2 separate regions of the Mus musculus genome follow, and region 1 is linked to region 2. A link is a loop called in an ENCODE intact Hi-C map of the cell type or tissue named here. Cell type or tissue: left cerebral cortex. All regions are shown on one strand. Each heading gives the region's core, and the rest is flanking DNA. Links, peaks and the distances in the headings are about the cores only. Region 1 overlaps Grip1 (glutamate receptor interacting protein 1). Region 2 overlaps Grip1 (glutamate receptor interacting protein 1).

Region 1 (16,009 bases), core at 4,434-12,433, 75 kb after region 2:
ATTTTAGATATCCTGGCTTATGTGTGTATGTGAATATATTTTTTATGGCAACAGATACATGGGGATTTGAATTTCTGGGCATTACAGACCCATCAGAAATACCTGCATTACTTATTTTTCCCCATGGGATGATCTGCACAGGGTCTTGAGCACCCTGGACTGACTTTGCCTGTCACTGTAGGTGCCGGTGAAGATTTTCTCTCCTCAGCTAGCCGACTGCATCCAGTGAGCTTTTGGTCCCCAGTTGTTTTGCCCGTGTGACAGTTAATCAATGTTAATTTCGAGGCGCCGAATTCGTTGTGCGTGCTGGTGGGTCTCTGCCAGGGCCTCATTATGCACGTGCTTTCGTGAAATGCCTATCAGTGTTTGTTTTTACAGCTGCAAGCCTTTTATGGCCAAAAGAGTTATGGAAGAAAACAACAGAAGTGTATTCAGCAGTACTATATACCCAGCATGCTCAGGGAAATCTAGGGACGGGGGCACCCCAATCAATCACACGGTCTGATTCACATGTCTTTTAAACGGCAGCTGGAGAGCAGGACAGCCTAAGATTCCCTCCCTCCCCTGTTCCCCACCCACCCTTCCTCCGCTTCATATGGAAGATGAATACCAATTCCACTAGTTTCTGAGAATTCTCCCAGATGTTCTTTAAGTAGATGTAAACAAATAAAATTCATGCTCATATGCTTTTACAAAGTACAGCATCCCATGACTGTTATGCTCATTGCTTTTTTTTTTTTTTAAGAACTGGAAAATGCCTCTGAGAGATTTCCATATTGACCAAACAAATGGTTCAACATTCTTTGTATGTGCACACTCCGCTTGGCTTTGGCACACTCAGACTCACCAAGCAGCTTCTCACTTGTGAATATCACCAATCGTTATTGATAAACTAGGGTTATTTTGCTATTAGGAAACTACATGTGTGTGTGTATACATATATACATACATATATATACATATACATATACATACACATATACATATACATACATATATATATATATGAGTGTATATGTATATATAGATAGATAGATAGATATGGCTTAGGTTTTTTGTTCATTGTTATGAAAAACAATATCTAACAAAAGTCACTTAAAAGAAGGAAGAGTTTACTCTGGGTTGTAGTTCAAAGTATAATCATTTATGACAGGGTCGTCGTGAGAGCAGGAGCAAGAGACACTGGTCACGTACATGACTGCAGGAAACAGAGATGGCCGCTCATAAGCAGACTTCCTTCTCCTTCTCAGTCAGTCTTTACTCAGCCCAGGGAGCGATGCTACCCACATTTAGGGTGTATCTACTTACCTCAAATAACCCAGTGTAAAGATCCCCTAGGGGCGTGGCCCTGCGTCCATCTCCTAGGTGACTCTTTATCACAACGACAATCAGTATTAGCCATCACAGCTAATATTAGTAAGCATAGCTAGAAAGTCAAATGCGAGAAGGCAACTCCGGCCAAAGGAGTTTGGGAACACATGCCAGCCAGTGTGCATACTTTTGGTAATTGAAAAAACAAGAGTACTTCATGAACCCTTAGTCTGCATTCCTCATATATGGGCATTAACATTTTCCCTGAGTTTTAAAAGTCATTTGTAGCTCGCCCTGCCAGGTGAACGCCTGAAATCTTAGCACTTGAAAAGCTGATCTGGAAGGATTTGAACTTGCAGGTCAGCTTGGTCTATATAAGGAGACTTGGTCTTAGAAAAGGTAAAATAAATAAAACACTTTATTCCCCATCCTGTGATTTTATGTTCATAGCTCAAACCCATCCAGGTGAGCTTTAGCCTATAGTAAATTATAATATGCAGATGTCTCAGAGTCACATGAACCCTCATAGCAGCTGATCTTTAACCAAAGCCGGACTAGGCTCATGGAACTTGTATGGCGGGGATAGAAGGGTGGGCTCCCCTGACTGCCCCTGGGAATTACAATTTTTCGGGGAAAAGGTTCTATTTAATATTGGAGAAGGAGAAGAGAGACGTGGTGAAGCATTTCTATTGCTGAATTAATTCACGCAGCCATTCAAGTGCCTTGATATCATTAGCTTCGATTAAACATCATTCTTGTTAAAATGATTAAGAACTAAAGCTTATTAGATAGGTAGTGTCCAAAACAGATGAATATGGCCACAGTCGCAGCAATTAACATGCGGCTCTTTGTCTCCGTGGTGGAAGCAGCCAGACCTGAAACGGGGTCTCCTTGGATAATTAAAGCTGTGATTTTACAGCCCTACCATGGAGATGATTTACTAGAGCTGAAAGGAGCCATAAGCTGTCTACCTGTTCACTACTGCTGGCCCATACCTGCATGCACACACACACACACACACACACACACACACACACACACACACACCACTTGCCAAGCTGTTACCTAGCACTTGAGGGAAAGAGAGGTTTTGGGTTTGAGGGTTTTTTTCCCCTTCTCTTATGACTCCTAGAGACAAATGAATCTTTGAGAACACACACCTGCAAACTCTAGAAAGGCAGCAAGATTTGCTCTAGCACACAGATAATTTGGCTTCTGTCCATGCCTGAGGGGTGTGTGTGTTCACACAATTTACACACAGATTATTGAGCGGGTAATCTCATGGGTCAAAGATAACTTGGGAGTGTTGAGCTGAATGAAGATGCTTTGGGTCTGCGTGGAGGTGTTGGGGAAGTCCAAAACTTCTGGAAGTTCTGAGTTTGATATGCCTTGTACTTATCTATACTATTGTGTAAATACTCAGACCACAGGAACCAGGTTTAGTGTGTGTCTGGAGCTTATGGGGAAAGTCCTAATTGCAGACTTCTTATCACCTAGCATGAAAATGAATGAGGAGAGAAGGGGGAACAGGTGAGCGAAGGACCCAGTCCTGGTGTGTGTCATTATTTACAAGTCAGCAAAAGAGGGGACAGACAAAGAGGCACAGACAGCTTGCCTGCAGTATTGTCAGTGAGCTAGGGGCAAGTGGAGGATCCCCAGTCAAGCAGAAGAGAACTGACTCCTGTTGTACTGCTCAAATGTTGAAAGTGAAGACCAGTGTAGATTCCTACATGACTTTAAAGACAACGTGTACGCAGACAGGCTTCTAAGAGAGACTCGGGGCTAGAAGTGGGTGCTGGCTCTATCATGTTTCCAGCACCTGCAGTGGCACCTTATTTTATACTTGTGTAGAAACAAACATAATTCAGTAAAAAAGTAATTGTGCCTTAACTGTGATTCACGGAAAAGAGAACAAATTGGTGTGTCCTGGGTGGCCTTCCGCGAGATTCTCCGGCAAGCTGGGGGTGGGGGGTGATGGATAGAACCCTGGAGGACTAGCCGTTCACCAGAGTTCACTTTTTAGAACATAAATGTATAGAAATGAACTAGAAACTTCTCTTAAAAGGAAGCAGTTATCTCCAAGCTGGTTGACCACCGCAGCCTGCCCAAGGCTCATCACGTGAAGCATGGAGAACGGTGTACTGCCATTGCGTAGAAAGATTGCGGGTTCTCCGGATTCAACTGCTTCTCATTCTGCTTAATTAAATCACTGAACTGGATGGGAGCGTTTGGGGAATCTGTGCAGCCAGGGTGCGTTTCAAGTCAAGCTTTCCACAAAACAGCATCTTCTGGAGGAGTCTAATGAATCAGGTACAAATCAGACTTGTGTAATTAGTGATAATTATGCATAAAAGACCAGGTGAACAAATTTTGGCCCCGTTCTAACTTAAACGTTTGCAAGGGGCATTGGCTTTAGGACCACCGGGACTCAATTAATGCAGTGATTCAATAAACAATCTCCTAGTGCCAGGAAAGAATGGGCATTTGGCCTCCCTCTGTACTTGATCTCAGGGACCAAGGTATACCTGTGGGAGGACCTACCATATCATCTGCTAAATCTATGATTTATGCTTAATCGAGTTCTTATGTGTGGGGGCAGGGGGAATTGCTTAACTAATCTTCGAAGGAGCAAGTATTAGCCTCTCAGAACTCATCTCTAATTCATTCTATTTATTAGGTGGCCATCAGCACTTAGTAGCCGATAGTGTACGCCAAGGACTTTCTACATATTGTCCTGACTAGTTCCCACAAGTTTAAAGTGGGCGTTATTATCCCATCTGAAAGCTGAGAAAAATTGAAGCCTTAGGAAATCTGTTGGCAAAGTGAATGGAGAGAGCAGTTTAGAAAAGGTTATGAACTTGAATCCTGCATGCTTCCCCCACGTTGGGTTTCATTTCGGGTCTCGCTGAAAGAGATTATACTCTTATTTCAAACTGTCTGCGGTCAGTGTGGGCTGAGCTAGCAAGGAACACCAGGCATGGCATACACACACTCGCACCAACAAGGTGCACCAACAAGATATCATAAGGTCCTACGTGTGGGAAATGGAGAGCTACCTGCTCTTGTCTGTCTCTGGTTAGCTTATCACCCCCGGCGACAGAGGAAAGTCCCTTTGGTGACCCTGTACTCTCTGTGTGTGGATGACCTCTGTGATTGCTGTATGTGATTTGCAGTCTGCATGCATAGGGATCACATTGTTAATGAGTGTATGGTTCCCCGAGCTGTGCACATAACACTGAGTGATGCCCTGGACTCCTGGAGACTGAGCCTTCGGCTTTGGCTTCCACCTCATCTCAGCTACACACCCATGTGATGCAAGAAGGAAGTTCCAGGGTCAAGAATAGAATAAACTAAAGAAATGGGAAAAGATGGTTTAATTATGCAATTTGCTTGAGGCTTTCCCCCTATTTCGCTGCCATGTTTAACGTCCTTCATTTCTTCTGTGTTTGTAAATATTTAGCAAAGATAACAAAGTGTTGTATTCTGTTTTTTTTTCCCCAAAGAATTTTTCTAACCTAACTGATGTTTTGCTAAAATTTCTGCTAGTCACAGTATAAAAAGAGATGCCTGGAGCCATCTCCTCCAGGGAAGGCGCTGGCAGAGCGGAATCAGATCCTTATATGTCAGCTTTCTGATTTCCAGTTCTGCAAATGTGACAGTTTCCAGACAGGGCACAAACACTTTGCTTACTTCAAGCAATACATCTCTAAGTGTCCAAGATGCCAATATCTGAGCTTTACTGTGCACACACTAGCCACTCCATGGTGTGGACCGTTTCTACCACAATACATACTGAACGTTTTCTTAAGCTCGTCTTAAGCAAAATAGACGCCAATAAAGGCTGAAGTTTTCGCATTGGAAAAAAGAAAAAAATGAAGGGAGGGCAATGTTTAACCTCAGTGCCTGTTTTAGGTTCCATTGCTGTGAGGAGACACCATGACCACGGCAACTCTTATACAGAAAAACATTTACCTGGGACTGGCTTACAGTTTCAGAGATTTAGTCCATTATCATCATGGCAGGAAGCATGGCAATATTCAGACAGACATGCAGGAGAGGTAGCTGAGAGTTCTACATCTGGATCCACAGGCAGCAGAAAGAGAGAGAGAGACTCTGGGCCTGGCTTGAGCATCTGAAATCTGAAATTCACCCCCCCCCCCCCAGTGATACACTTCCTCTTACAAGGCCATGCCTACTAATAGACTAATAGTGCTACTCCCTCTGGGCCTGTGGGGGCCATTTTCATTCACACCACCACAGTACCCAGATGTATGTAGTGAGTGCATGCCAATGCATGTGCCTCCCTCTGTACAATGCCTGCTGTTTGGTGCTTCATTTCTTCAGTGTGGGTCACTGAGATAACCCGGTTTCTCGCATAACTGTTTTAGGCTACAGGTTGCAGAACTGTACTACATACATGTGTTTCATCTTTGAGGACTCTCTTAGCTGAGCTCATTTCTTTTTCTTACAGCATCTCATGTAGTATCATGTAGACACGTTAACTGTAGGATTCCAATGCCTTTGATTGTATTAGTTAAAATATAAATTTCTCATACATTTTCTGCAATTTGGGAGTTCCTAGAATACCATGATAGCTCACTCTCTTCTTTGCATTTGCTGTTGCCTTTAAACTCCTACTCTGGGGTTCCAGAAAAAAAAAAAAAAACACCAGATGAAAGCAGTGATTTTCCATTTCTGCTGTTATGTCTTGTACTATAGAATGGAATTATAGGAATATATTGGATTTCAGAGGTCAGTGTACTTTTTTGTAGTACTGCTTATAAATAGATAGATAAAGGACTATATGAAATGTGCGTACTTAGGTAGTCTGTTTATGTATGACACGTATCTGTTTTATGTATATACACATATATGCGGATATACTACACTTCTTCCTGTATTTCACTCATGACCCGGATATGCAGCTCACTGAGAAGTATAAACAGTGTTTGTGACAACAGCCCTGACTGATTTGCCTATCCATATTGCCTGCTATTTAAAAGATAAAATCTTGCTTCCATATGCAACATGACTGAAAATTAAAGGCATAGGAACACTGGTGTGAAGCTTTGACTTTGTAATTTTGAAGGGCCTGAAGGCAGGTGACAGGGCATATGAGCTAGACTCAAGGAAGTTTCCGTTCTCATAAAGGGACCTCTGCTGAGGTCCTCCTGCTAATAGAATCTGAGACCGTTGTACATGATTACTTTCATAATTGAAGTGTCCCGAAGCAGATTCAAAGTTCAATAATGAAACTGACAATCAGGGATGGAGGCAAAGGTCCCTCCCATTCTGGATGCTTGTAATTGCTGCTGCTATGTTAATTGGGAAGCTGGAAGGGCGCTACTGAACACACGATGCTGGGGAATCATTCTGAATTAAACACTCATGCTCTGCGCCATTGAAATGCATTTCCCCCGTTCATCCTAATTAAGTATAAAAGCTAAATCTTTGTTCGGGCAAGATTTATGGAAAGAGAGAGTGAAGCTGATGAGGTAGACGTAACCCAAGGAGAGGCAGACAAGCAAGTAATTCGTGGGGGAAATTCTCGATCTGAATAATTTGTCTCCGAAGCAAATGAAGATAATTTGAAATTTTTTGGACTATTAAATCTAGGTACCTGCATTTTCATTTTTTACATTGCCGCTGACAAATTGAGTTACAAAAGACCATTTAATATCACATGAATGTTCCTGCTAAAAACTCAGCAAACAGTTTGCCCAGAGCATTAAAAACTATAAATCATCTCTCTTTATTTTGAGGATGGAAAGCAGAGGCACTGAGTTAGGCAGCATGAAAATCGTCTCCAGCTATAGGATTCCATTTTCTTCTTCTCTCCCACAGTTGTTTGTTGTGAATGATTTATAATGAGTCACCAGGGCCACATTTGGAAAGAATTGGCCCATGTAGTTAGGCAGAAGTGAGTTCAAATCCAGCCTCCGATTCTTTTGTTGTTGTTTTGTTTTGTTTTGCTTTGTTTTTTTTTTTTCAAGACAGGGTTTCTCTGTGTAGCCCTGGCTGTCCTGAAACTCACTCTGTAGACCAGGCTGGCCTCGAACTCAGAAATCCGCCTGCCTATGCCTCCCAAATGCTGGGATTAAAGGTGTGCGCCACCACTGCCCCGCTTCTGCCTCCGATTCTTGTTAGCTTTTTGGTCTCAGATAGATTTTTAATTTCTCCAAGGTTAAATTTTCTCATGTTCAATAACAGGGGTTCTAATAGTGATGGCTACAAAATCAAATGCACTGTCAAAGACTTCACACTAGGGGGCAGTGTTCAGAAAGGATATTTGTGGCTGTAAGCGAAGACAACTGGCTGCTGCCTATCTATCACTCTGCTGCTTCTCCCACCAGAGAGAAAAGAGCTTTGGTTACCCTTTGAGCACTGGTGGGTCATATCTGGGTACATAATTTATACCATTGTATTCCATTCTCATAGGAATCTTATGAGGTCAGCATTTAATAATTGAGGCAGCCGAAGCTCCTGAAGGAGCCGAAGCTCCTTCAAGACCACCCTCGGAGCAGCACACATTATTGCACTTCAGTGAAATTGTAGTGAATTAAAAATGGCTTTAGAGTCTCCCATTTTAAAAAAAAATGTATTTCTGTCTTCACACTCTTGTGAGGTTTTATCTGTGTAATGACAGTCTCTTACTGTAAAAGCAGAGGGTATCTAAAGTATGGCTTTAAATAACAGAAACCAGGCTGCCTTGTTTCTGACAGATGAGTAAACCCTGCTTTAATCGTGTATTAAAAATACATGTCATCTGTTTGACAAGCAGTCATCTGCTCTGGCTTGACCTAGAGATGAATTAACGAAGAAAAATATGTGATAACTCCAGTGTGTGAAATGCATTATTCTTGGGGCCTTAGATGCAATTTCTGCCACCCCTCCCGAAGCTGGACAAGCAAATATGTGTTCTAACGTGACATGCCATGACAGGGTCACACTCTTAGAAACTGGGTGTAAATTTGGGGATTTTCTTTTCTTCCTAACATTTTTTATTTTATGCTTGTGAGTATTTTCCCTGCATGTATGTATGTGCATCGTGTGTGTGTGTGTGTGTCTGTGTGTGTGTCTGTGTGTGTGTCTGTGTGTGTGTGTCTGTGTGTGTGTCTGTGTGTGTGTCTGTGTGTCTGTGGTGGCCATGGAAGCCAGAAAAGATGTCAGATCTCCTGGCCCTGGAGTTACAGACAGTTTTCATCCACCATGTGAATTCGTAGAACTAAATCTTGGTCCTCTGTAAGAGTAGCAGAGCCATCATCTCTCTAGCCTGAATCATAAACTTTTCAAAACAAAATTATTATTAAAATATGTTTAGAAGTATGTCCTGAAGTTATCCAAAACCAAGAGATGACGATTTGGGGGTAACATGACAATGGTATTAATCACCCTGGGTCTTAATGATCCCTGTGAAGTTGCTGTCTAATGGAGCCCAGGCAGTCTACTCAGTGAGTTGGCTGCATGCCCTTCTTCCAAGTCATCAACTGAGCTACAGATCTCCTGCTCTGCATCCCATGTGATTGATGAGATAGACTTAGAGAGCCAAAGGAGAGAATGGGTCATACCTCCTTGTGACCACACTATCCATGCCTTTTGTAGATGGCACACTACCCATGCCTGTGATAGATGTCACACTATTCATGCCTTTGGTGTGTTTCACACTATCCATGCCTGTAGTAGACATCACACTGTCCATGCCTTAGGTGGACATTACCTGATCTAAGATGTATTCACACCTCTGGCTCCAGGAACCCTAGTGAAAGGTTTGAAATACCATAGTCAATAGGCTATGAACAGTGGACAACAGGCCTTGGGCATTGGGAATGGACAATGGTAATGTCTAGAATATTAAAGGAGAAAAGAGAGTATCCTGTATTTATGCACATAGAGATTATAAACCACTTGTGGGAAACGGCTCACAAATGCTCAGTCAGTGGAGAGCAGCAGGACAGAGTAATAATGAGAGGCATACATCCAAACAGGTTCCATCTCTCAAAATTTCCAAGCCTCTTGGCTAAAAGGTATTCTTTCAAAAGATCTGTTTTATGTACTGGAAAGATCCTAGAATATTGTATCATAAACTAAATCATGACATCTTTGTGACAAAGATGTAAGATCCAAAACTTTAGTGAGATGACTCTTTCTTTTTCCTAAACTGAAATTTCAGATCATCAAACATTGTCCCAACTGCATTTATCAGTGACATTTAGTGACACAGAATACTCACAGCTGTTGCTACACTGTGCAAGGGCGCATCCCTTTATACTCATAAAAAGAATTCTCATGGGAGTGTGTGGAAGCTTGCTAAATAGCATATTGTTATTCTCAAAAGGAAGATCTACACGCCGTGTGTGTAAAATGTTTTGTCTGTGCCCTTTGTTGCATAGTAAACCTGGGCACAAAAGTTTATCTGCAAGCTTCATGTCCCCACATCAGTAGGGCCATTGTACCTGTGCTATTATGTGACTACTGATAAAATGCTAGGTACTCACAGGATAGGGCATTTAATATACCCACACTGCCCTAGGATTTGGTATTAGAGCAGTTCCCTGTCAGTCACCAAGGAATATACAGCTTAGGAGAAATGATGGCAAGTTATCTCTTAAAGCCCAACATTTCTTTGGTAAAATAAACTTGGACATTTTGCTATTTGAAATCGAACTGAGTTCTCATGACAAAAGAAAATCCAATTGCCTAGCAAGGTCTTAGATTTGTGCTGGCACAGAGTGAGTGCCTGGTGTTTTATTAAATTCATTTACTTATTTGGTTGGGAAGGGCACCTGCCATATGTGGGTAGGTGGGGTTTCGGACATCAAACTTAGGTTGCCAGGTTTGGGAGCAAGGCCTTCACCACTGAGCTATCTCACAAGCTGGATCAAACCTGTTTGTATTAATGGAGATGAATCGTGAATCCCTCTTTTCCTAAAGAATGATGCGCTGCTTAGACATACATTTTAAAATGCAGCTTTGAGTAGCCCAGAGGAGCAACCCTGAGGCAATTCATATTTTCCATCAGACTTTCATTCTACTGCAAATCTATTGACTCCTTGAGTATTCATTTAACTGTGGGAAATCATGAGCTTGCCATCTGGAATCATCTAACTGAGAAGTCAAAAGCTTGAAGTGTGTGGTACTTACTACATGCAAAGGACAGGGAATGTGTGCTAAATATAAGCAATTAAAGAAAGAGCTGATAGACTAAAGGAAGTGGGTCTCACGGGGGAGAGTCCAGCCCTTTAGAAATGTTGGTTCTTTGATGAGATAAGTCTGCAGAGGCACAACTGTGGCTCTCCTCTCCTTAGTGGAAACTACATTAAGAAGCAAGGAGTTCTCATTTGTGGCCCAAACATATTAGCGATAGAAGTGCCATAGGCTGAAAATGTGCAATTTCATGCTCATTAATTTCAGAAAGGACTTACAAATTAACCCGGCTAGAGAGATTCTTCTTCCAAAAGGTCTCTTGCAATATCAAGGAGTAGGGTTACCACAGGCCACTTCCACGCGGTCTACCAGATGTCCAGGGTTGCAACTGTCTTCTTTATTCATGAATCCCATTCTAAGATGAGGGTGTATGTTGGAGACCTTCCCACCTCTGAGATAATTGTGATGTGGCTGTGTGTGAAAGGGCAAGAGGTGGGGACAGTGTGAGGAAGTCTTTGCCCCTGGCCCCAGCAGCAGCGGGACTGAATTTCCATGTTTGTCCAATAACTCAATCCTACTTAGTCTTGGGACAGAAATGGTTATTATTATTATAATCCTTGCTGGCAATTTGATCAGAATTAAACCCCAGTCCTGTAACTCAACCCATGTAGAACTTTTGAAAAGTTTAGAGTGAATGAAGAGATAGCAGAAATCACTCAAACTCTAGAATGTTAGGCAGTCCTACCTTCATTTAAAGAACTACAATCAAGTTGATAGTCACCATCCCTGAGGCCTAACGAGGCCTATGCAGGTTACTGGTGTCAGTTTACTAACTTGTTGGTAGGTGTTCAGGTATATCATCAGATGAGGCAGGACACGTGTGACCTCTTGCTGCCTGTGAAGTCAGCAGGACTTGATGACAGACATACCAATAGGAGCAGAGCTTTTGGCATTAATGAGCTCACGAGTCACCTGGAGTTTTGGTCACACATGCAACATATTAAAATTATATATATATACATATATATATATATGTATATATTCCTAAATATAACCAGCTGAGTTTATATAATGCTACCTCTAAGCATGTTTTCAGGGCAAACCATCTGGCACAGGACAACCAATTGCTCTGCCCTTCCCTGGAGCAGACCGCCTCCCCTGGTCCTAGCTTTACCCATTTGCCTCTAGCTCTTTGTGTAGTGTTGAGGTCTTGATGGCTTTTCCCTGTTCCATTTTACCTTTGTTTTTAAGATGAAGCTGTGCTGTTTGGAGGCTGCGTTTTTGTTTTTTTGTTTTTTTTCTTTTGAATGTCTGAAAGTATAGCCCCTGATCCCATAAGACTACAAAGCACATCTGCCTCTGAGTTACACAACTCTAATGAAGGCTGCAGAGTCAGGGTGGATGTTAATGTCATGCAGATGTGAAATAAATGACAAGAGGCAGGAGGGAGAGGAGGTGGATGGAGTGAGAAAATCGTTCCTTAATAGGAGAGAGACCGTGATGGAGTAGAATATTAACCTCACCTCCTACCATCAAATTCAGCTCATCTCTGTTCCCTTCTGCTTTAAAACTAGCTGTGTTGACTGCTTAATCAGGTTAGTGAAGGAGACAAAGGAGTCATTCTTAATGGTACATCGCCAGTAGGTATCTTTGGCTGTTGTCTCCACATTGCCTAAGCAATATGGCTGAAACCTGGGTAAACTAAGAGAGCGACAGAGCATTCTGTCCATGGGAAGATGCACAGGGTAGCCTTGGCTTGTCCCAAACCAAACAGAGCTGTTTTAATTGGGAACAGTGATGAGTGAGTGTGGATGGTAGAGATACTGGGTCATCTCCTGGAGCTTGGACTTTAGCTCCTGTGAGTCCACTGTCCACATCACTTAAACAAGAAGAGAAAGACTCAAGTCACCCAGGTTTATCACCCAGATCTTGTCAAAGGTATTTTCCAGGAAATCTTGCTTAAGATTTTGAGGAGTTCATCAAACCACCATTGTAGTCAGCTGAATCGGAAGATGAGGGCACAAGAGAAAGAAACAACCATGCTATGTTCATGGGCAACAGGAGCAAGATCTACACAACCACAGCTCAAAAAAAAAAAAAAAATTTACAGTACATGTAGGCAAAAGGCTTAGTTTTCTCTTTTCAGATTGCAAGCCATGATGGTGACTCTCTCTTTTTCCGTGTCCCCCTCCACCACGTCCCTTACGCACAGGCTTGGTTTCCCTCTCTAAGGAGAATCAAGCACCACAGGAAGTAAGGAGAACTCTGCAAATGCCACTCTTCCTATGTGTCTGTTATCTCTTCTTCACTTCTAACTTTCCTTTGTACATAGTAGGCGCTAAAATTCACAAGCGTTCAGTGGGCCGATTCCTTCCTTCACAGTGGGTTTCGCTGTGTTCCTTTGTGGAAGACGGTGTTTGCTTCTGTCTCTGTAATGGCACACGTGAGCCTTGCAGCATGAGCTGCCTGCCTCCCACTGCTGGGAAATGGTCTCATGTTTAAGTGCATCAAACATCTCTTTTTCCTAATCATGAAGGTAAGGGGTCTGCAGGCTTAGCCGGTGCCTCAGTGGTACATAATTAGTTGCTAGGAATTGTTTAGCGTGGCCTGACTAGTCTCAGCCAATGGAAATGAAATGTTATTTTCTTCAACAAAACCCCGATGAGTGCCAGAGTAGCCTTGAGCCATGGTCACATCCAGTTTTGAGAAGCTCAGATCCAGGAAATGGCATTCATTTGATGCCAGGCAGTCCTTGAAGGATATGATAAGGTGAGGGACCTGAGCCCACTTATCACTGTGTGATGATCCTCCCTTCTCCAGCGTAGGCTTTGTCTGTGATGCTTTCCCCCTTAGATGCCTACTGTTTGCTTTTCAAGTTGATAAACAACAGCTTCACTTGAAATAGAGATGAGACCAGGTAAACTGTTTCCTGTGCTTTGCACGTGAGTACTCTGGCCAAATAGTGACAGGTAAGGCTTGCTGGCTAGTTTTATGTCAACCTGACACAGCTGGAGTCATCCAAGGTTGGGGGTGATCAATTAAGAAAATGCCTCCACAAGATCAGGCTGTAGGCAGACAAGCCTGTAGGGTGTTTTCTTAATTAGTCATCAACGGGGCTGGGCCAAGTTCACTGTGGGTGGGGCCATCCCTGGGCTGGTGGTCCTGAGTTCTATAAGAAAGCCAGCTGAACAAGCCAAGGGAAGCAAGCCAGTAAGCAGCCTCTCTCCATGGCCTCTGCATCAGCTCCTGCCTCTAGGTGCCTGACCTGCATGAGTTCTTGTCCTGACTTCTTTCAATAATGAATATGTATGAAGAAGCATAAGCCAAATAAACTGTTTCCTCCCCAAGTTGTTTTGATCATGGTGTTTTATCACAGCAACAGTAACCCTAAGACATGAGGGCCAGATGGTCTCCCCACCCAGTTTCGTGTTCTTCTGTTTAAGGGCATGCTTAACTAAGCCCCTCTGAACGTCTGTCACCATGTTGATTCTCTGTGTCACTGGAGGGTATATCTGTCCAGCCTCCTGGGGTGACTCTCAAAGGACCCTTGTTGTTCTTCATTATTGCCAATATTCAAACCCCTGTGACAGTGGAAGGCCATCATGTGGGACAGTGACTATGTAGCTACAGAGATGTCATGAGAGAAGGCTGGCTGTTCTGACACCCTAGGTAACGTTTATTTTCCCTTTCAGCATCTGCGCAGCGAGCAGTAACTCACTGGTTAAACATCTGTTTGGGCCCCAAGGTGACTTTTTGAAAGGATCCCTTGTGAATAGGATCTTCTGTCAGTGACAAAGTTGAGTGTGCCATGAAAGTCAGAACTATGTTATTCAAAAGAATGACGTTAAAGATGGCTTTCTGGGTGTGGTGTCGCACATCTGTGATTCCAGAACTCAGATGGTGAAGCAGGAAGATCCAGAATTCAAAGCCATCTTAATCCCATAGCAAATCAAAAGTAATGTGGGCCACTTGAGACCTCAATTGAATATGTAAACCAGTTAACAGATAAATATTGTTTGACAAATCATTCCAAAAACCTGAATAGATGTGAAAGAAAATGAATAGTTAATATCAGTTTTAGAACCAGTCACATCTCTCTAGCATGCCATGGTACTAACCATAAATGAAAAAGTAGTTTGGACTGTCACAATCGATTGTCCTCTCTTAATCACATTTGGATAATGATGTGACTTTAACTGGGATAGTCTACAAACCTAGATTTCCCTCCCCAAGAAATAGACAGAAAAACAGAGGTGGGTGGAAGTGTACTCACACATTTGTTTATGATGTCATAGTCTACCGAGAAAGTATCAATGAATGCCTATTGTAGCTGCTGTTCTAGAATTGCTATGGACTCATATGCTTGAATATTTGATCTATGTTTAATTCATTTCTATATTTGAAAGTGGTTGCCTGCCTAATACACCAAAGGGAAAGTATTCATATCTACCTTAAAAGACACCCAAGGTTCCTTTTAGGACCATACTGGGGAGCACTTCATTGTATTGGTGTTCCTCTTAGATTTTTCTGATTCACAGGTAAATCTAAGGCAGCTGTAGAGATGTGGCAGCCAGTGGGTGTGGTTCCCAGCATCTCTGTCAGGTCACTCACTCATCACTGCCTGAAATTCCAACTCCCGTAGATCCCTTTTGTGGCCTCTATGAACACACAGACATTCATGGCACGCATGCGCGCGCGCACACACACACACACACACCCACACACACACAAATAAATTTTAAGTGTAAAGTAGAGTCTATGCTACTCTATCATGGTTCTATCATGCCATTTTTAAATATTCACTTTATGCACACAGATGAAGATGAGGAGGAGGGAATAGCATGTGCACACGCTTCACAGTGGACAAGGATGACACACTTTCCAGGCTTCCCCATGGGAGGGACCCACACCATCATTGTCTGTTGGAGGGACCCACACCATCATTGTCTGTTGGAGGGACACACACCATCATTGTCTGTTGGAGGGACCCACACCATCATTGTCTGTTGGAGGGACCCACACCATCATTGTCTGTTGGAGGGACACACACCATCATTGTCTGTTGGAGGGACCCACACCATCATTGTCTGTTGGAGGGACACACACCATCATTGTCTGTTGGAGGGACCCACACCATCATTGTCTGTTGGAGGGACACACACCATCATTGTCTGTTGGAGGGACCCACACCATCATTGTCTGTTGGAGGGACACACACCATCATTGTCTGTTGGAGGGACCCACACCATCATTGTCTGTTGGAGGGACCCACACCATCATTGTCTGTTGGAGGGACCCACACCATCATTGTCTGTTGGAGGGACCCACACCATCATTGTCTGTTGGAGGGACACACACCATCATTGTCTGTTGGAGGGACCCACACCATCATTGTCTGTTGGAGGGACACACACCATCATTGTCTGTTGGAGGGACCCACACCATCATTGTCTGTTGGAGGGACACACACCATCATTGTCTGTTGGAGGGACCCACACCATCATTGTCTGTTGGAGGGACACACACCATCATTGTCTGTTGGAGGGACCCACAC
Region 2 (16,009 bases), core at 3,389-11,388:
TGTTGGGAGTGGTCAGACATTGTCCAAATCAGAGCTGATGGATGGGGTACCATTCACATCTTAGCCAGAGTATGTAGTGAGTAATGGCATGTTTCTACCAGCAGATGGCAGTAAAGTGTCTTGACAATGGATGTTACCTTAATGCTCTCAGTGATGCCACCAGAGCTATAAGTAAGTGGCTTTCTATGTGAGAAAAGTGACAAAGGTGAGGAGAGTTTAGGTAGTGAAATGATAGAGTAAGTGCATATGTTTGTAAATATGGAGACTTTGACTGCAATGACGTCACCCTCTACATTTGTCATCTGTTCACAAGCATCCTCCTAATCAGAGTCTTTCATTTTCCACACCCGAGTAACTTACTCATGACTCATGGTACCTCCCTGACATAGCTGTAACCTGAGGAAGAGCGAGTATGGGCTTTCCCTGTCCCTCACGAAGCCAATAAAGCAAGAAGCATTTTTTGTAAGATTTAGAGCAAACCTGTGGTTCTCCTGGAAGTTCTGCACACAGTAGGGCCACTCGCAGGTGCGCATTTTACCAGCAGGAGCGCCTCCTTGGACCAGTTTGGAGCTTTAAAATATGCATCTGACTCTTACGTTCTTCCCAGCTCTTCTTCCCTGAGGACGCCTGTGCCTTGGGAGGAGAGGTTGTAAGACCAAAGATGTCTCCTTCAGACCAAGCACTGCAGAGTCTCTGACTCTCTGTACCTTGAGCAGTTGTGGGTGTCTGTGTGGATCACTGTCGACTGCCAAGGGAAGCTTCTCTCTAGGGAGGGTTGACAGATGCACTAAAAGGGGAAGGGAGCTTGTAAGAAGATCAGAGCAGGAGTTAGCGACAGGAAAACAGTGTCTTGGGGATACCGTGGTGCAGTTGCACGTGTGGATTCACAGCAGCTGAGGCGTCACGTGCAAGGTCTGTACAAGCTCACGCAAAACAAAAATCCAGCCTAGAGAGGAGAAGAGGGCATGAGCGCCCACCCCCATCTCAGCAGCTATTGGGAAGTAATAATTGCTAAAGGGGGCATATCAGTTTTCTTCAAGAGGGCAACCCCCGGTGAGTGGACCACCCTCCAGTGAAGGCCACATAGCCAAGAGTATGTGGGCAGCAGAGACTGGACTTGGTGGATTTTTAAGAGAGGCTCCATTGGGTAGCTGGGGGCGGAGGGGGGGGGGTGTTGGTCCCAGAAGGAGCTGTGGAGGGGTGTATCTCATCAAATTACATTGTAAGAGGAAGAAACTGTATCTGGGAGGTGCATCACCCAAGGGAACCTATAAGAAGAGACAAGAATCTTAAGTCCCTAGAAGATTCAGACAAGCTACAGTGGATGTAAGAAGCCTGCTAAGCCACTGGGGAAATCTGGGACGTATTTGGTCCACATTTAGAAGAGGTGGGTTCTGTTGTTCAGTCCCCCCCGAGAGTCACCGTACAAAACTGTAGGCACTAGGTGAGGTGAACTTGTATCAATTCTCTAAGGCAAGCCCCGTGTGTGTGTCATTTAAAAGAAGCACAAGTTGTAGTGAGCTATGCAGCTGAGTCATTTCTAAATTCCACTCAGGCAAAACCAGTACATTTATAGGTTACAAAGTGTCCCTTAAGCCACCAGTCTGATAACCAGTTAAGACAGAGGTTTCACCCGTCCAGTTTAAGACCTGGCTCTCTGGAACGGCTAGGATGACTAGAGAGATGCTGTTGGCATGGCGACATGTGTGGCAATAACACATTCCAGCAGCACCCCTGTACTGAGGCTATTGTAAATAGTCTTGGTAACTTCTCTACCCTTCTTGACAGTTCAATGAGAGTGGGTCACTGGTGGCTTTTGGGAGGCCAGCCTAGCATTTACTGAATGTTGGTTACTTTCTAACGGGGAGGGAGTTCTAGGTTTACATCTTGAATTAAGATCATAACAACCAACCCCTTCATGGAAAACCAGGAAGGCTGAGGCACGAGGCTGTCATTGTGTCTAGCCTATAGGATAGCTTGTTGACCATAAGAGTCTGGTTCCACAGTTCTGTATGCATGCCCCTCTCTCCTGTCCACATCAGATGTTCCGGAGGTGGGCCGCTCTTCAAATGGCACAACCATGCCACTTAGCAGTCTCCAACTCTCCCCGACCACGCCGGTGTGGCACAGTGTCCTGGGTCATGTGGCACGTCTGACTGCATGCCAATCACCTCGGGTCTCCTCTGAAATCCCTCTCGTCTTCATGTGCCAGCAGACATTCTTTATTCAACCTCTGTTTTGTTTTCTTTTAATCTCCTCTGAACCCCAGCAGATCATAAATCCTTCGCTAGATGAGATTTCCAAATGATGGTGATAGATGGCCTTGTCTTTTGTCTCCTGACAAGCTTGGCCCTGGCTGTCATCGTCGCAGCAGTGGAAGGGGCTGTATCCTAAGAAACACCTAGAAGTACTGCCCAGGAAAGAGAAAAAGAAGGAAAAAAGGCCACAGCTTCATTCTCCACTTAGAGTCTGAACTTCCACAAATGAGTGAGGCTTCCTCAAGGTTTGCACAAAAGAAACACGCAGGGAGGGTGATAAATGACACCAGTAATGACCGAGAATTACCTTTAATCTGCAACAGCTCAGAGGCATCCGCGTGTGATGGGGGAGAAGGGGGGACAGCAGGACCGCGCAGGGATTTGCAGAATGCTGTTATTTCCAATTCTGCTGAAATCCCAGCCCCGCTGAGAGATTGATAATGGAACACCAAAGGAGGGGGGTGGGGAGCGGGAAGGACAGGGTGTAAATTTACTCCAGAGCTGTCCTGTGCTGTGGATTATGCCAAGAAAGTCTCTAATCTCCTGCTTAAAAGACATTTTATTATATTTCAAAGGTAAATTGGGCCATTACTTTGGGGCTCTGTTCACAGCTCACCAGTTTTGTTTCTTCCTGTAAGCAGTGGATGTAGGGCTGGTGGTTTTCATTAGCCTGTGCCAGGCCCAAAGTCTCATCCTCCTGGGATTCCCTTTGGATCAAGCAAGCTCCTGAATGTCCCTCGAAAACCTAGTTCAGAGAATGACAGGAATGTGGTGGGGGTGGGGGGAGAACCCTAGACACTGTAGGTAGGAATGGAAAATGGTATCATTATTCAAAATAGCATAGAAGGTCCCAAATTACTTTGTAATCTGGTAATCCCTTATCTAAACAACATGGACAAAGGAAATCATCGGGATAGACTGGTCATGGGCATGTCCATTGCAGCATTATTGATGAAAGGCAGGGAATGGTATCAGCCTACGTGTCCATCGATGGGTGATCTGATGAGGAAGATGCACTGTATACCAGGAATAGTAGCCTCAAAGAAGAGAGTCCTGGTACTTACTACAGCATGGATGAATCTGAAGGGCACTAGGCCAAGCTCTCTGTGACTATAATTACTTAGCTGATATAATCACCGATTTACAACAAGAAAACCATTACTTTTATAGCTTTGGATATTCTTGCACGTGACCATTTGCTCCCAATGCTCTGAGACTAGCGTCAGGTAGTATAGCTCAGCTGACGAGCCCTTGCATGCCATCTAGAAGACCCTAAGTTTGATCTCCGATAATTCAAATAAAGAAAGACAAACACAGAGGGAGGAAAAGTCACGAGTGTGTGATAGGAGCAGAAACACTTCAGTCATGAGTCATGGAATGGAGAGACGAATAGACTGGTGTTGTCTGACTACATTGGAGGGTACACACCCAATGACCTGAGCATCTCCCACAAAGCCTTACCTCATAGAAGTCCCTGCACTTTTGATATGGACATCTAGGAGACCAGGTCTTTGACACTTGGATCTTTATGATATCCCCAGTGTTCAAACTTTTACAAGGAATAAAACGGGCAGATTTAATACTCGACGACCCTGCTGTGCGTCTGTGGCATTTAAACAACAACAACCACCAAAATCAAACTCATAGCAGCAGGAAGCACCCCAGTAGGTCTCCGAGTCAGGAAGATAAAGGGAATGTTGGTTAGAAGGCAGAAACCCAAGAGAACCAAGCTCTAGAGATCTGCACTATCTGATGATGACCTAGCAGTGACTGCAGATACCACTGCACTGTGTGGAGGGGGCCATCTTAATTGTCACCAGCATCCGAGGGAACCAGGAACAGCGGAGGGTGCGTCAATCCATCCTGCTAATCACTTCACAACACTAGTGAGTCAGCTCTTTGTGCTGCCTATTTTGAACACATACATTTATTTGGGTTCCGGGTTTTACCTTGCTAAGCCTAGGCCTTTGCAGGAAGCAATCCTGTGAGAACTCAATGAGAAACTACTTTAGCCCTTCCTCAGCACTCAAGACCCAAGCCATGCCGGCGGTGGGGACAGCATTGAGAATGACATATAGGGTAACTTTCAGAATTCAAAGCTCCCCCATCTCCCCAGCTTTATTGTTGTTGTTGTCATCGTCGTCATCATCGTCGTCATCACCATCAACTTTGGCCCCTCCTCCCTTCCTCTTTCACCTGTGGATCATGGCTGTGTCCTGCTTCTATTCCTGCCACTGAGATTCCCTGTAGAACTCTTGTGTTGCTGTTGACACAGACTCTGTCCTAGCTTTAGAGGCACTTGGAGCAGGCCTCCTGCAGGTTAGTCCTCCCTACTTTAGGATGAGATAGTGGCTTAGACCATCTCAAGGTGTCTGGCAGCCTTTGGCCATCAGGTGAGATCACATCCGGGGTGGCAGGGGGGCTATGTCCTGGACTCCTTCTGAGACTCAGCTGGCCTCCAGTGGCTGCCCGACTCCAATGAGCACCCAGTACACAAGAAGGCCCTGGGCTCGATGCCTTGAGGTGGCTCACACAATTTCTTACTGAGATGCCTGAAGACAGGGACAGCCTCTGATTTGAATGTTTCCCTCATTTAACTGCTTGTCTCTTTCCCTCGCTTCTTCAACTTTTCTATTTTTATGAACCTCTTGGGTTTTCCCCTTTAGGCATCATTAGAAGGTTAAAATCCATCTTCCTTTTGTTTCCTTGGGCCGTGATCAGTGATGAAAGTGTTTGCAGAACATCTCTAAGGGGCAGTTCATGTTATCTTTATGGAAATAAAGGTGAAATATGTGGGCACCGCTGTTTCAAGTGAAGGAGAGGTGACCTTCAAGTTGTGATAACGAACTCAGAAACACAAGGAATGGCTCCTAGAATCCTTTGCAACTTGACTAAATGTAGATTTCTTCTGAGAGAGGCACAGGAGTAAGACATTCCCTTTCCTTGGTTCTTACACAACTAACTCTGAAGACTTATAACACACCTATGAATACACATGTACACACTGACACAATACTGTGTTAGTCAGTGGTTCATTGCTATGAGCAACATAAGGGAGTAAGGATTTATTTCGTATTATACTTTTAGTGATTACACTTTCCTGAGCTGTATCATGAAATACAGGGCTCACTGGAGAGTATAGTGGAGCTCGGATGCTCACCATACAATGGGTAGCGAGCAAGGAGAGAGGGGAGAAGGTTTACCCTTCCAGAGCACTCCGTCACATCTACTTCCTCCAGGAGGGTCTACCCCAAGTGTCTACCATCTCCCAGTTATGCCATGGAAGGATGTGTCAACAGATCAGTCTGTCCACTGGGAGTTCGGGACCTTCATTAATTGATCACCCCTCAGCAGCAATGCCAGCTGGGTACTCAGTACATGATTCCTCTTGCGGAACAATTCATATCCATAGGGTAACTGCGGTTGCCTCTGTGTTGGTGTGAATCAAAGCCAACTTCTTCCCAAATGCTGAAAAGACTACAATTCCAGCTTCACGCTCTGTCCCTTCCCAGAGGGAAGGGGGTGAGTAAAAATGGCCCCCATAGGCCCATAAGGAACTGTTAGGAATTATGGCCTTGTTGAAGTAGATGTGGCCTTGTTGGAGAAAGTGTGTCACAGACTCTCAGCTGCCTCTCCAGCACCATGTCTGCCTGCACGCCGCCATGTTTCCCACCATGTTGATAATGGACTAAACGTCTGAGCTATGAGCCAGCCCCAATGAAATGTTTTCTTTCATAAGAGTTGCCATGGTTGTGGTGTCTCTTCACAGCAATAGACCCCTAACCAAGACACCCCGTGACATGAGACCATCCTTTTGAGACTTCTAACAGGAGTGTTGAGGGTGCATGCCACCAGCCTGGCTTGTAGGCATCGCCTATTGCTGTGCCTAAACAGCTGGTGCATGCCTTCTGTACACGAACCTTTCTGTGAAACAATTCATCTCCGTATGGCAACCGTGGTTGCCTCTGTCCTTGGTCAGGCCTAATGATGGAGAGGTGGAGTCAGGGGGAGCCAGTTTCTACCAGAGTAGATCCACAAACTAAATCAAAGCACTGTTTGTGTATAAAGAGGACAAGGAGGTGATTCATGCACATGAAGTGACGGTTTGGACAGAGTGGGTCTATAGTTTATTAGAATTCATGAGTCTGTACCTAGTGTTCTGGGTTCAAATCTCACCCTCAACGCAGTTCGACAGCAAACCGATTGCGTTACTTGGGGCTCCTTGTGATGGCCGACGCAAGGATGGTATTAGGATCCTGACTCTGAGGCTTCCGAGGCCTTAGGTTCCTTCTCACCACAGCCTCTTATTTTCTGTCCTGATTCATGATCTCTCCCTTTCTTGCCATGAGTTGCGATTAAGCGATTAAGCGTGTGCCTCCTAATTGTGTGCGTCTTAATGACCCATGATTTACATTGCTCTAAGGAACAATGCAGTTTGTGCACTTCGGTGTATCAGAAACTGTAACTGTATCAAGACTTACTGTTCCCGTCTTTACTTAAAGTTTTAGGTTCTGACGAATCTGTAGGCAATTTTAACGTATTCTGGGTGCTTTCTGGGTGCATTCCAACTGTGGACAGCCCACAGGATGCAAATCATCATGATCGCTACAAGGTAGCAAGAGGGCCAGTTTAGACGTGGCTGTGGTTAAAAGACTTTGTTGAGGATGGGATGACTAAGTGGTTTGTTCAGGTACTACTAGATACAAAGTCTCCAAACAGATGGTCCATTACTGTGGTGTCACCCCCTTGACAGGACTTGAGTGGACATGCTAGGGAGAGCCTGGGCTGAGGAAGACAGACCGCCTGTTTGTGTCTTCCTTCATCCAGAGCCAAGCGGGAGAAGTCTTTGCATTTTCACATCTGGCCAGTATGTTGCCTTTCTCTGGGATGTTCTTGCTGCCTGGGAGGAATGAGAAACAAGCTGGTTTGTGTTTCTTCATAGTCGGAAATGGCAGCGTCCCTATGAATCATCTTATTGGAAGCACCAGAAATAAACCTGAGGGGTGATCAGGGTGCCTCATTCTCCCCCTCCCCCCACAAACAGGCAACATGCAAGGCACCTGGCCTTACGTGAGAGACTTTCCTCTCAACACAGGAGGGGTCTGTTTTGGCTTTTAAAGGAATTTCTCAACTTTATCTTTTATGTACACACTTCAGAACCAGTGCCTGTAAAGACAGGCCATTACAAGGGGCGCCCCCCTGCTAACTTATTAATAAAAATGTAGTGAACATAAGCTCTATGTGAGGAGCTAGGCTAGGCAATGGACAAAACCGGCAAGTCTTCCCCACCCCTCCAGGAAATGTCGCTCCCCCAGTAAAACATAAGCAAAGCCTTGTTGGGAGGAAGGGCCTGTACACGAGTCTATTATTCAAGCAGTGTGGTAGATGGTGTTTAGTGGCATGGAAAGAACTCGCAGGGGATGGCGGTCGGTTGGCTGAGTGCAAAGCGGGAGGCGAAGGAAGCTGCTGCATCGGGTTCTCTGTGGAGCTCCCACCTGACCTGGCCTGGTTTCCCTGCACACAGCCCCTCTCTCCTTTGGCTCAGTGGTGTTAACCAGGCATGTTTCCTGCCTCCTTACTGGGACACCAGGCTGCCACCAGTCTGGGCTTGCAGAAAACACACGGGCCAGGATTTTTCTATGGTGGTACTGTTGTTTATTTTTCATAGGGATTTAATTCTTAAGAACTGTAGCTCCTTTTCCTGCTGGATCTTGGGCTTTTCGTTATTTCTCTGGACCATTACTTATTTGCCAAGTGAGCTGTATACTATAATCACGGTGGGGGGGCACAACTCAGGCTATGGTGTCACCCCCAAATAAGTGAGATCACCTATGTGGAATCATCTTCTAACTTAGCCCAGAGGGAGCAGACAGGATGAATTCTGAGTATTATTGCAAGATTCGAAGAGTTGTGTTCCCCACAAATAGTAGCATACACACTTATAGAAAAAAATCACAAGTATTGGTCATTAATTGTACCCTGAGATAGGAGGGTTATCTCCGATTCATGGCGAGTACACTGGGCACTTGAATAAGGCAGTTCCTGAACAAAGCAATTCACTCATTCTTTTTAAGACAAAAGAGAAGGAAGGAAGGGAAGGGAAGGGAAGGGAAGGGAAGGGAAGGGAAGGGAAGGGAAGGGAAGGGAAGGGAAGGCAGGCAGGCAGGCAGGCTCAGCTACACAATAGCTGTACGTGTTTTGCATAGGATTCTGGACTGTGTTCCAAGGGTTTGTTGGCTAGTTTTATGTCTACTTCAGAGAAATTAGTGTCACAGGAGAGGAATGAGCTACAGTTGAGAAAGTGCCTCCGTAAGACCCAGCTGTAGGGCATTTTCTTAATTAGTGACTCATGTGGTAGGGCCCAGCCCACTGTGGGTGGTGCAACCCTAGGCTGAAGGGGTGTCTAAGAAAACAGGCTGAGCAAGCCAATAAGCAGCTTCCCTCCATGACCTCTGCATCAGCTCCTGCCTCCAGGTTCCTGCCCTGTCTGAGTTCCTGTCCTGACTTCCTTTTGTCGTGATGTTTCATCCCTGCAATAGTGACCCTAACCAAGACAGAAAGGTTTTAATAAACGCAAGTTGCCTATGGAGGGAGTTGGTGATGACGTCATATAGGAAAGCAGGTATCCTACCAAGGAACCATTGAGAAGCTTAATGTGAATAAGTGTAATTTGAGATGGCTGTGATCAGTACCCACAGATGTGTAGTCAAGAATCAAGGAAGATGGTTTCAAGATAGGAAAGAAAATTTGGGCTGGCGAGCAGTATTTGAAAGTAAAAATAGGAGAGCCATTTCCAGAGCCTGGGAGTAGATCAATTGCTGAAAAAGGCAGCTGCACCATTAGGAAACAACTTAGGAAAAAAAAAATCTACCATTTAAGGGTAGGAGAAAGAAGAGGAAAGCCCAGTCTTGTTAATTTCGGGTCGCACTTCGCTGTGCTTTGTCTGATGAAACAGCCCATCTCATCGCACGGAGCCATAGGGAAGGATGTGTTCTGTGACCCAATGCCAGACTGAGTGATTCTATTTCTACAGAATGCATGGCAGTGGTAAAGTCCAGCGCTGTTCTCTGTGCCTAAGAACTCAAGGGAAGCCAGTCACGGACACAGCCTTCCACCTGATACCTTCAAAACACAAAGCAGAAGGAAGTGAAGTTCCCAAAGTGATACAGCCAACTGGCATCTTCTGGCTGCTCTCCATCCCTCCTGGACCATCACAGGGGTGGTTTCCCTACAGCATAGCTACTTTCCTATTGCCATCCTAACCTGCATGTATCACATTGCTGAACACGTCCAGCCACATGCTCTGAGCAGACAAGCTTGTGCAGTTCTTACTTTGGAGTTTCCTACCTTCTCGTGTTAAGTGGAGTCAACCTTTTTCCTTTGACACAGTGAAGGTCAAAAGAATCTCGCCAGGGCAAGCAGGTAACACAAGGACCGGCTATTGGGACCTTCATTTTGAAACATAGATTGTCTGATTACCACTTCTTAAAGGGTATCATTATGGACCCGCCATTATTAACTGTGGAGTAAAATAACCAGCGTACTCAATATGAGTCAGTTCTGAATGTCCTTCGTTGTTAAAGAATAACCTAAGGGATTTGGGCATTTTGAGGCAATTGCCTTCCAGGAATACAAAAGATAGTTGTTCATAAGCAAACAAGCAAGAACCACCAACTTGTTTTCTAACAGATTTATGAAATCACTTGAAAGGAAGGAAAGAATTGTAATGAAATTGCTGTTTTTCAATCACCTTGATTCTAATATCAAAGGATGAGGTATTTATCTGTTGTTGTTCTCCTCACTTCAATTTTTTTTTAATTTTAAAAACAATATTCCAGATATGTGTACATGGAAAAGAAGTTGAGATTTGCAATGATCTTTCCTTGTTGATACTCAAAAGACTCCATTTAAATCCAACAACAACAAAAAAGAGAGACATAGAGAAATGAACACAGTGAAAGAAAACAAGCAGAAAACGAATCAAACAAAACAAATGTGGTGTCTGTGTCTGCATCTTGGTGTGCTATGGTCTCCTTAGTTTTAAGAACACTGGAGTCCTCGAGTTGTCTTCTTTTGATTTTTTTTAACTGTCACGCCGTGCCTCAACTTATGAAATCAGTACTATTAAAATCATTTAAAATTGTGTGACAAAAGATAACATCCAGTCTGAAGGGATGGCTGTGGGAAACACTTGTTCTCCCAGAAATTGTCTCTGTCTCACAGCCTCCTGGGTGTGGCTGTAGTCACAGTCTTCCCACACTCGCATTAATTAGCTTTACAGTGGATGACTTGGGCGTGGGCAGGGATGTGCAGGGGAGGGGATGGGGGAAGGAGTCTTGGCGCCCCTGCTGGTTGTAATGTGTAGCTGTTCTTAAGGGGGCCCAACATTTTTTCCCCTGATTAACTTTTTTATTGACGTTATATCTCAATCATAGCCCCTCTTTCTGTCCTCCCAGTCCCATACAGCCATTACCCCCCTCCCCTTCTCCTCAAAGAGGGGGAATCTTTGCCTCCCACCCTATACCAACCCTCCCTGGGATATCTAGTCCCAGGCAGGACTAAGCACCAACTTTCCCACTGAGGTTCAACCAGGCAGTTCAGATCATAGCGCGCGCGGGGGGGGGGGGGGGGGGGGGAGGGGGGGGGGAGGGCACTCACTCCAATGTCAGGCAAAAGAGCCAGAGACAGCCTCCGCTCCAGTTATTAGGGGATCCATATGAAGACCAAGCTGCATATCTGCTACAAATGGGGTGGTGGGCAGGGAGGGTATAGGTCCAGTCCAGGTCCAGTCCCTACATGCTCTTTGCTTGGTGGTTCAGTCTCTGTGAGCCCCCATGGCCCCAGGTTAGTTGACTCTGTAGGTCTTTTTGTGGTATCCTTGACCCATCCAACTTAATCAATTCTATCTCCCATTCTTCCACAAGACCCCCTGTCTTAGTCAAGGTTTCTATTCCTGAACAAACATCATGAACAAGAAGCAAGTTGGGGAAGAAGGGGTTTATTCAGCTTACACTTCCACATTGCTGCTCATCACCAAAGGAAGTCATGACTGGAACTCAAGTAGGTCAGGAAGCAGGAGCTGATGCAGAGGCCATGGAGGGTGCTGCTTACTGGCTTGCTTCCCCTGGTTTGCTCAGCCTGCTTTCTTATAGAACCCAAAACTACCAGCCCAGAGATGGCACCACCCACAATGGGCCCTCCCACCCTTGATCACCAACCAAGAAAATGCCCCACAGCTAGATCTCATGGAGGCATTTTCTCAAGGGAGGCTCCTTTCTGTGTGATGACTCCAGCTTGTGTCAAGTTGACACACAAAACCAGCAAGTACAGCCCCCCATACCCCTTATCCCCAGCCTGGTTCCGTCTGATGTTTGCCTATAGGTCTCTGCATCTGTTTCCATCCACTGCTGGATGAGGCGTCTCAGGGTTCCTCACCTTTTCTGTCAGTGTAGAGGAACTAGTAAGAAAGGCACAACAGAAAGACTACCGGGGCTGGGGAATGTCACTTGAGAAAAGCTTGCTTGCCTATCATAAGCAAACTCTAGACGCCATCTGTGGGGAGCTACGAAGGCAGGGGTGAAAAGAGATGGTCCTTCTTGATCTTACACATGCACCAGCTGAGTCATCTTCCTGACAACCAATCTGTATCTGATCAAAAACCTGAACTGAGCCTCCCCAATGATTCTGTGTAAATGGAATACCGCCCCCCCCCCATGATATGTTAAATTCCGTGTAAATGTAATACCCTTGCATTAGGCCTTAAGGAAGCTTACGTTTAGAGAAACCCTGAAACAAGTTATAATTTCAAGGGATTAATCGACTCCAAATCCAGCAAGGCCATGTTTTTAGGTATTGGGGCTTTGGGGTTTTGTCTGTTCCTTTGTGATTTTAAAGGAACTGACCCTTAGACTGCTGTCCCGATTGTTCTACGCCGTCACCGGACACACATTTGCTACTGTTTTGACTGCTTTGTAATTTTTTTAGTCACTACTTGGTGCCCTTCAGTGAGCTGAGCGTGCTGTGATAGCCAAGCTACCTCTATGGTTGAGCCACTCCAGGTGGCAGGGAGTGCTAACAGGACCCAAGGATGGATGGTTATATTAAACTTACATGCAAGAAATGTGGGCCACTCTGTCCAGAGGGCTCCTGACAGGAAGCTGTGGATGATGTCCACCAGATGCCTTGGGCATGTGAGACCTTTGGACCACAAGTCAGCGAGCTGTGAGATGGGGGCAGGGCGGGCAGGGTGCATCTCAGGAAGGCTTTCTGCTGACATCGAAGTTTCATATCCGAGGCTCAGTTTGTGTCAGGCAGAAAGGACACAGTGTCTAACTTAGGTAGATCTTCTGGCCTAGGAATTGTTCCCAAGGAAATTACCTGGGTACTAGAGGACCCAGGGTGAGGAGGTAGGACCACAGGGGAGATTTCCTCACATCCAGGAAAGGCCTTTCACAAGGGGCTCCTTTCTGGAGGAGAACCCAAGGGGGCTGTCACAAAATCCAAAGAGAAAAGATCAGCCCTCAGTGTGGGCTCTCGGGAGCCTTTGAGTCCTGCAGGATGTGCCCTGTCTCCTGCTGGGGACACAGGAGTGCTGCAGGATGTGCCGTGTCTCCTGCTGGGGACACAGAATGTTTTCTTAGTTCTGAAGCTTTCTTGGGACCACAAAACAGGGCTTAAAAACAAAACAAACAAACAAAAAACCCCAAAAACTGGGTATGCTAGTGAAAGTAGGAGTATTTGATGATCTTGGCTTTAAAGAAGGAGCAGGTTAGATTTGAGGCTGCACGGTAGCAGAGAGGCGAGAGATTCCTGTAAAGTGTTGAGGTTTAACGGAATAGACATTAACAAAAGGGACCAGAGTAGCAATGCTCCCCAGTAGTGCTCCCCCAGTAAGGTGGTATTAATACTATTTGACAGCTGCATATTCTGAGGGCCTGGATTTTAGAAAAGGCGTTAGATTCAGGAAAGGATCGTGAAATGACATAGCTATAAATATTCACTTCACATCAAGTAATAATCCAAGCCTCTGGCAACTAGGTTTATTTCTATTTAGAAGAAAAAAATAACCAGGGAGGCTAGAGATGGCCTAAAAGGAACAAAAGTGATGATGGATATCATTCTTTTAAAAATGATGGTATTGGAGCAATTTAAAACGTAGGACTCTCATAATCCATTTAATACTATCAATCCCATTGATTAAAGATGGCTGGTGGCTCCAGGTAGACCATCCTTGATAAATTCTGTTCTTTTCAAAAGTCTTTCATGCAAATGTCCATAATGGTCAGCTGTGTTTTGCACATAGGTTATTTTTCTGTTGGACTCCAAAGAGCAAACATCTTCGTTCCCTGCTGATGAATGGAAATTGCTTAAGATGATATGAGATTTATGAATGAAGAGAAGATGCTACGGCTGGGCTTGAAAATAGTACGAGTTATTTTAGAGTCCAGCTTGAAAAACCTTTCACAGTTTTAAACTATGTGTGTGTGCACATATGTGTGAGTGTGTGTATGTGAGAGAGAGAGAGAGCGTGTTTTGTGTGTGTGTGTGTGTGTGTGTGTGTGTGAGTGTAGTATGTATATGGTGTGTATGTGTAGTAATGTGTATAAGAGTATGTAGGTGTGTTGTGTATGTGGTGTGTGTGTGTATTCTGTATGTGTGTGTGTGTGTGCATAGGTGTGTGTATGTGTGTATGAGAGAGAATTTGTATGGTGTGTGAGTATGTGTAGTGTGTGTGAGTGTATGTGGTGTATGAGTGTTTATGTATTGTGTGTGTGCGTGTATGTGTGTGATTGTGTGTGGTGTGTGAGTGTGTGTAGTGGGTAAGAGTGGGTGAGTGTGAGTATGTGGTATGTGAGTGTGTATTGTATATGTTTGAGTGTGTGTGTATTGTATGTGTGTGTGTACACGTGTGAGTCAGATGACAACTCTTTTTTTTTTTTTTTTTTTTTTTTTTTTTGGTTTTTTGAGACAGGGTTTCTCTGTATAGCCCTGGCTGTCCTGGAAGTCACTCTGTAGACCAGGCTGGCCTCGAACTCATAAATCCACCTGCCTCTGCCTCCTGAGTGCTGGGATTAAAGGCGTGCGCCACCACACCCGGCCAGATGACAACTCTTAAGGTGAGCTTCTTTTCTTTCTACCATGTTGACCCTGAGGAAGGATCTCAGATTGCCAGGTCTCACACATTCACTCACTGGCCTTTAAAAGACTTATTTTGGGGGAAAAAATCAATCAGAAGTGGTGGAGAATAACATCAGATGACCAATTCATACCCAGGAAATGTTAAGGCAGCAGCTTAAACACTATGGTGTCTGTCCTTCTGTCCTCCGGAGTGAGCGACTGACTTCGGCTGTCTGGCCACCCACCTACGTCTCCCCACCGCACGTCCATGTTAGCTCCCACGAGAGATGTCTCACTTGTGATGGAGATTCCACAGCAGATGTCAGGTTCTGGTGACTGTGCCCTGACCGGGCTGGTGCTGGCAGATGAAGATATGGGCTCCGCCTCTTGTCAGTTTGTGAATGGGGCTGGGAAGGGCTTGTTAATTTCCTCCTCCTCCTCCTCCTCCTCCGAGGAGCAGAACCCAGGCCATGTTCTGCTGTGGTGGAGCAAGGCACTTCAGATTTGCATGTGGAGAGAATGGCTTAGGAGAGGGCTGTGTGGGAAAACAGTATAATAAGGCTCATTGAAAATAGAAATACTTGGCTGTGCTCGCTTTTATTCCTGGTATCTTTAGAAACAGTCTTGACTACACTGCTCTCTAGCCAAGGCAGGTTTTTTTCTTTTTTTTTTTTTTTTTTTTTCTTGAGTGGTTAAAGGGCTTGGAACTCCATCTGCTCTACTGACCAAACTCTCCCAAGCCCCTTCTCTCTCCTTCCCTCCGTCTTTCTTGCATCCCATTCACAAACCAGCCCTGCCTTGACCCTTAGAGATTTGAAAAGTGCCAAACAGACCTTTCCAGGTAGATCAAAGGTCTGCCTCTAATCCCTAGCCAAAACTACAGTCCCTCGGCACAGGGAGCCCTGCGTGGAAGCCACCGTTGAAAGAATATAGTAGATGATACACACATCTCTTTGTAAAGTCAGAGTGCAGGCATCTCTCGCCTTTCCTGTGACATGAGACCCATAGCTGAGAAGCAAGGGGTGGAGGGACCCGCACTGGCTAGAATGCACAGCTTTACCCTGAAACAGCATACATTGCACAGTGCTTAGTGTGAGATTTATGGAATGGCTCCTCTCGCAGCCTTGTCCCCGCTTCCTCCTAGTTCTCCTATCTGCTGCTTTGTTGCTACGAAACAGCCTTATTTTATAAGCCATTGTGATGGAGCAGGGGAGGAGGCTGTGACGGGCAGCAGTGGTGGTGTTGGTGGTGGTGGTGGTGGTGGTGGCGGTGATAGTGAACTGAAAGGCACAGCTCTGCCAGATGACATGTAGCGGACCTCTGCATCAGCCAAGAGGAATTAAGCTTTGTCACTCCCCACTGGGACTACCTTTCTCCTGGTATGTGCGCAAGGAATTCACATGCTGCCGCTCGCCGCTGCAGCCACCAGAGCAGAGCCCCTGTGTACACTTTGCCAGAGAGCAGAGAGCAAGAATGATAGCTGTCTCTTTTAAATGCCGCTGTCAAATTCTAAGGCGACTTACCAAAGGTACGGTACTTTTCCTCCTCCTTCACCGTGCGCCTGCCTCCGCAGCCCAGAACCACAGCCGAATGGCTGTTACTTTCAAATATGACTGCCTTTTACAGTTTATTGT

What was found. Hi-C counts contacts between places; a loop is a spot of excess contacts. Peaks named below come from ENCODE experiments on the same cell type or tissue, not always from the same donor. Only the 100,000 strongest peaks of a DNase experiment are listed, where the experiment ranks them.
Region 1: it touches region 2 in a loop (2.2-fold over the local background); 2 of 42 quality-filtered maps call a loop at or near these places.

Annotation. Positions count from the first base shown.
Region 1 is chr10:119,878,145-119,894,153 of GRCm38, forward strand. All of the region lies in intron 1 of Grip1 (glutamate receptor interacting protein 1), which reads left to right. Among named protein-coding and RNA genes, the nearest start is that of Grip1os1, 34 kb to the left of the region's middle. In left cerebral cortex, for the core only: a CTCF peak has its summit at 7,565 (motif pointing right); a DNase peak (open chromatin) is centred at 7,566.
Region 2 is chr10:119,803,732-119,819,740 of GRCm38, forward strand. The region is part of intron 1 of Grip1 (glutamate receptor interacting protein 1); the gene reads left to right. Gm51815 (a long non-coding RNA gene) reads right to left here. Exons shown (of 3, transcript XR_003949037.1): 1 at 15,899-16,009; 2 at 12,369-14,910; 3 at 1-7,158. Among named protein-coding and RNA genes, the nearest start is that of Gm51815, 8.1 kb to the right of the region's middle. In left cerebral cortex, for the core only: a CTCF peak has its summit at 10,621; DNase peaks (open chromatin) are centred at 7,212 and 10,536.